Linked DNA regions of Homo sapiens: region 2 is linked to region 1. Evidence: chromatin contacts called from ENCODE Hi-C or POLR2A ChIA-PET data. All regions are on one chromosome and are shown on one strand. The core of a region is the stretch at or near the end of the contact, and the rest is flanking DNA. Distances in the headings are between cores, read along the strand shown. Region 1 has its middle 43 kb from the start of ABI3BP. Region 2 holds the start of RPL24 (ribosomal protein L24).

The links. A loop is a pair of places that touch in the nucleus more often than their neighbours do. ChIA-PET counts read pairs that join two places held with the same protein, here RNA polymerase II (POLR2A).
Region 2: a map of PC-9 shows a loop between it and region 1 (3-fold over the local background). The contact joins the promoter of RPL24 here to the enhancer-like site in region 1. A Hi-C loop is called at or near these places in 1 of 168 maps with a recorded cell type or tissue (PC-9). POLR2A ChIA-PET finds 5 or more read pairs at or near these places in 1 of 52 experiments (activated CD4-positive, alpha-beta T cell).

What each region holds. Positions count from the first base shown.
Region 1 is chr3:101,034,850-101,037,717 of GRCh38, forward strand. No RefSeq gene overlaps it. Among named protein-coding and RNA genes, the nearest start is that of ABI3BP, 43 kb to the left of the region's middle. Within about 2 kb of position 1,527, at least 7 of the 41 ENCODE cell types and tissues checked have a DNase peak (open chromatin) inside an H3K27ac peak, as active enhancers do; they include PC-9, where a contact is called at or near this core.
Region 2 is chr3:101,685,227-101,688,128 of GRCh38, forward strand. It overlaps RPL24 (ribosomal protein L24), which reads right to left and starts at 1,492. Exons shown (of 6, transcript NM_000986.4): 1 at 1,446-1,492; 2 at 1,256-1,331; 3 at 592-702. The coding sequence starts at 1,450. It overlaps LOC124906262 (endogenous retrovirus group K member 5 Gag polyprotein), which reads left to right. Exons shown (of 3, transcript XM_047449415.1): 2 at 1-2,163. The coding sequence starts at 2,153. RefSeq lists enhancers at 889-1,078, 1,069-2,268, 1,239-1,728, 1,739-1,788, 2,699-2,902.

The sequences.
Region 1 (2,868 bases), core at 277-2,776:
CACCGAAACCACAGTGAGACACCATCTCACACCAGTCAGCATGGCTATGTTAAAAAGTCAAAAAATAACAGATGCTGGCGAGGTTGCAGAGAAAAGGGAATGTTTATACACTGCTGGTGGGAATGCAAATTAGTTTGGCCATTGTGAAAAGCAGTTTGGTGATTTCTCAAAAAACTCAAAGCAAAATTAACATTCAACCCAGCAATCTCATTATTGAGTATATGCCCAAAGAAATAAAAATCATTCTACCAAAAGGACACATGTACATGTATGTGCATCACAACACTATTAACAATAGCAAAGACACGGAATCAATCTAAATGCTCATCAATGGTGGACTGGAAAAAAAATGTGTTGCATATGCACCATGGAATACTACACAGCCATAAAAAATAATGATATCGGCCAGGCGTGGTGGCTCATGCCTGTAATCCCAGAACTTTGGGAGGCTGAGGCAGGTGGATCACCTGAGGTCGGGAGTCCGAGACCAGCCTGACCAACATGGAGAAACCCCGTCTCTACTAAAAATACAAAATTAGCCGGGTGTGGTGGCACATGCCTGTAATCCCAGCTACTCAGGAGGCTTAGACAGGAGAATCTCTTGAACCTGGGAGGTGGAGGTTGCAGTGAGCTGAGATCATGCCATTGCACTCCAGCCTAGGCAACAAGAGCGAAACTCCATCTCAAAAAAAAAAAGAAAAGATATCAAGTCCTTTGAAGCAACATGGATGAAGCTGGAGGCCAGTATCCTAAGCGAATTAACGCAGGAACAGAGCCCTCACTTATAAGTAGGAGCTGAACACTGAGTACACATAGACACAAAAAAAGGAACAACAGACACTGGGACCTACTTGATAGTGGAGAGAGAAAGGAGGGTGAGGATCAAAAATCTACCTATCAGGTACTATGCTTATTACCTGGGTGGCAAAATAATCTGTCCACCAAACCCCTGTGACATGCAATTTACCTATATAACAAACCTGCACATGTACCCCTGAACATAAAATAAAAGTTAAAAATCTAAGTGATTTTTTTTCTATTTGGCCTATAACACGTCCATCAGAAAACAGAATTACACTGATTTTTCCCTCTACATGTGTGTAACAAAATCTTTTAGGAATGTAAAAATCCAATGTCTCCCCCCCACCAATATTTTAGGATAAAATAGAAGCATTGAGAAAATGTGTCATACTTAACTGTAGTTTTGTGAATTTCAGAGCAGAAAGTAGGAGCTAAGTCAATTAGCACAACAGACAAATGTGAAGAAGAGAAAGAATAAAGTATAGCTAGATATAACACAGAAGAAAATCACTGAAATTTAATGTCAGTTATTTTATGCAACTCATTGTGCTCTTCCCACAGATACTGTCAGATCAAGGAGAAAAATAACAGAGTCACATCACTTCCTAAAAAAATAGTCCAATGTCTTGAATAATCAGAGATTCAGCATTCAGCTTCTAAGGAAGGATTGACTCTTCCTGATTCCTTGGGGATTAGTCTTAGTAACCACAGACAGAAGAACTCATAGCAATGAGCCAGGAAGAAATTTTTAAAATATTTTATTCTAGAACACACAAAAAGTGCAGCAGTGATCTCATGCTCATGGAATTCACTGGTCTTGCCACATTCCACACCATCCCGAAGCTGCTGGCTTGATAGGATGGTGGAATGGCCTTTTGAACACTCAGTTATAATACCAGTTAGATGGCAATACCTTGCAAGGCTTGTACAAGGCCCTCTGTATATGCTCTGAATCAGCATCCAATATATGGTGCTCTTTCTCTCAGAGCCAGAAGTCACAGGTCCAGGTAGCAAGGGGTGGAGATGGGAGAGGCACCATTTCCTATTTACACATAGTAACTCACAAACAAAATGTATGCTTCCTGTTCATTAGACTTTATGCTCTGTTGGCTTAGACGTCTTAGTCCCAGAGGTAAGAATACTTCCACCAGGAGATACAACAATACTTCCATTAAACTAGAAGTTAAGACTGCCACTTTGGGCTCCTCATGCCTCTGAGTCAACAGCCAAGAAGGGAGTTATGATGTTGGCTGGGGTGATTGATCCTGACTACCAAGGGTAAATAGGACTACTACTCCGCAATAGAAGGAAGAGAAGTCTGAAATACAGAAGATCCCTTAGGGCATCTTTTAGTATTACCATGCCCTGTGATTAACGTCAAGGAGAAACTACAACTACCCAATCCAGGCAGGATTACAAATGACCCAGACTGGTCAGGAATTAAGTTTTCGGTCACCCCACAGGTAAAGAGCCACAATGAGCTGAGGTCCTTGCTGAAGGCAAAGAAAATGCAGAATGGGTAGTAGCAGAAGGTAGTTATAAATACCAGTTACAACTACATGACCAGTTACAGAAATGAGAATTGTAATTTCATGAGTGTTTCCTCCTCATCTTGTTATGAATATATTTGGGTGTACATAGATATATATTAAGCAAACATATTTCCTTTATTTCTAATCTTATTTCCTTATCACATAACATGATATGTATTAACTTTATATCAGTATTTAACTATTGTTATTTTTACATCATAGTATTAAAGTGTAACTTGTAGGATATATGTGTATATATATGTAATTTTATATATACATACATATACATATGTAATTTTACATCATAGTATTCAAGCATAACTTGTAGGATATATGTGTGTGTGTGTGTGTGTGTGTGTGTGTGTGTGTATGTAACTTGTACATAGTATTCAAGTGTAACCTGTAGGATATCAGAAGAGAAAATGTCACTGAAAGACTTTACCTTCTCTTCTGAGGAAAGGATTAGTATTCCTTGTGTACGCAGGATCCTCGTATCCTGGTAGGTGGCATTACGGCCTGGTTTTTGTCTTTATTT
Region 2 (2,902 bases), core at 242-2,741, 650 kb after region 1:
AAGTTTCTCCTTCCTCTGAACTTTCAACATATTTTATGTCTGATGGCATTTATTTCTCACAATACCTAGAAAAGTCCTTCATCCAGAAGGTGTTCAGTAAGTATTCCCAAGCCTCCTGAATACTAGTCCTACCATGGCACTCAAACTTTTTCTCATGTATAACCCAGCTAAAAGGACACTTAACAAGGACCAGAAAAACCACTGTTTTTCTAGTGAATGAACTAGTGTATGGTGGACTGGTTCATGGTCCACTGGCTATGTTAGGACTAATCCTGTAAATATTGCAATCAAAACCAAATTATGGTAACTTCTCAATTTCCTCCCACTGGAAAACTAAGCCCTTCCACCCTGCCCTATAACGCAAAGGTGCTTAACGTAATTTATCTGACTTTAAAATTTCAACTCGGTATTGCTACTAGCCTAAAATATATAGAGACAGTTTATAATATCTTTTTCATTTTGCTGACGCTTTACAGTTTAAGAGCTCTTTCGCATACAGTCTGATTTAATTTTACAGAGCAGAAAACCAACGTTCAGAGAGCTTTGACAACTTAAGAGATAGCCCCCAACATCAAGGCGTATTCCACTTACCGACTGTCCCTTTTTGTGCTTCCTTCTGTAGAGGACAGTCCAGTTTATCTGCCGAGGATTCCTCTTGGAAAGGAAAGCCGACTCGCATTTCGCATTAAGAAACTGGAAAACCTAGAGTGACAAATGCAAAGGAATTACTATTTAACTATACAAAGTACAAGAGGCTGAGTAAGCTTGGAATCCTTAGAAGATCAATATGCTAGTTCTGGCTTATCATTTTACAAAACTGAGGCCCACAAGGACCAAAAGGCTGTCACATAACTGGCAGGTAACTGTGTCACACTATGAAGGTCCTTGCGTTTAGTCTTTTCTCGAGAGCAGGAAATCTAGGCTCATAGCAAAGGACAGGGTGGTGCGTCCTTCTGGGAAGCATTCTGCTCTTGTCCGTCCCAGGATTCCAAAGGGTACCTCCGTACCTCAGTTATTTCCCTTACACCGGGACATCAGTTACATAAACCCCTCCTGATGTCCGACCTGGCTCACAATAAATAATCAACACTGGTTCACTTAGAGGTTTCTGGTCCTAACGACCAGTCCACAGAGCGTCCACGAAGACTTCCAGAGGCCAGTGGTGATGTGGGGAATAAACCCGCCTAAACCGAATTAAACCAGCCTTTCCTCCTCGGAGTACAAGAAGGTAGGTGAAGCCGACGCGGCTTTTTACCTTCCCGTCGGTCCTGGCGTAGCGCCTCCCGTGTCCGGGGTAGATCTTGTACCCGCTAAAACTGCACAGCTCGACCCTGCAACAAAAAGTGAAAGTCCATCAGGGAGGGTGTCTACAGCCATGCCAGGGACGACAGAGAGGAGTTCTGCCCGAGGATGTAAGCGGATTGGGAACCACGGGTCGTGCTTACTTCATGGCGACAGCTCCACGGAAAGACAAAAGATGGCGAAAAGAAAGAGAGAATCATGGGAAGAGACCTTATAAGGTCGCTGCGGGGATGGGGGCCGGAAATCTCCTCCCCAATATCCTTCGATGCTCCTGGCCCTCCTTGATGACGTAATCATCGCGAGGCGAAAGATCTCGTTTTCCCTGACAGCTGACTTCCTCTGGCGCAATTCATCCAGAGGCGCTGGAGGGTTCTCGGGCCCAGAGGGCCTGCCAAAAAGGCAGTCAGACAGTTGGTTTATGAGTCATTCTGTCTCTGTCTCTCCTCTCTTTTTTTTTTTTGAGACGGAGTTTCGCTCTTGTTGCCCAGGCTGGAGTGCAGTGGCGCAATCTCGGCTCACCGTAACCTCCGCCTCCCAGGTTCAAGCGATTCTCCTGCCTCAGCCTCCCTAGTAGCTGGGATTACAGGCATGTGCCACCACGTCCGGCTAATTTTGTATTTTTCGTAGAGACGGGGTTTCTCCATGTTGGTCAGGCTGGTCTCGAACTCCTGACCTCAGGTGGTCCGCCCTCCTCGGCCTCCCAAAGTGTTGGGATTATAGGCGGGAGCCACTGCGCCCGGCCCATTCTGCCTCTCTTACTGCCAAGTATCCTAGAGCCATCTTCCGGCTGCAGGGAATGTGAACTGAAGAGAAAGGTGTCCTCTCTTCTCATAAAGAGACCCAAAGACGAATGCCCCGCAGGTAAAACCAGTCACATTTTGCCTTCCCTGTTGGCCCATTTCCTCAACCAAACAAATTAATAGTTTCACCATTTATAAGAAAGTAATGACAACCGAACCGTTTCTCAGGCTGTGCGAATCGAACAGTGCGCGTTGGCGCTTTGCATTAATTATAATTAACATTCTTTGAGCGCTTTCTCTGTGCCGGGAATTATGCCAAAGGCTTTTTAAACATGAGCTCATTCAGTTTCCAAAATTCCTATTAAGTACCTGCCTAAGAACTACAATTCGGAGTTGCTGCCTAGTGAAGTTGAGGGGGTCGGTGGAGCCCCGCTGGGAGGCCAAGGGCTCAATCTGTTGAGCCCTTCTATGATGCTACATATTTCATCGTATGACAAGGAGTGGCCAGAGGCAATTCTTGAATTCTGTGGGAGGTTGCAGTATATGACTAGGAAACAAATGTAATGACTGAGTTCTGCTTTCTATGTATGCAACTCACCCTAAAAACGTTTTGTAAGGTAGCTGGTTGAAGATATTTGGAATGTCTAACAAGTTGGCTGACTAATGTCATGAAAACTGTACAATTGTGTTGGAGCCAGTCTTTTTTTTTTTTTTTTTTCCTTGAGACGGAGTTTCGCTCTTTCATTCAGGCTGGAGTGAAGTGGCGCGGTCTCGGCTCACTGCAACCTCCGCCCTCTGGGTTCAAACGATTGATTCTCCTGCCTCAGCCTCCCGAGTAGCTGGGATTACAGGCGCCTGCC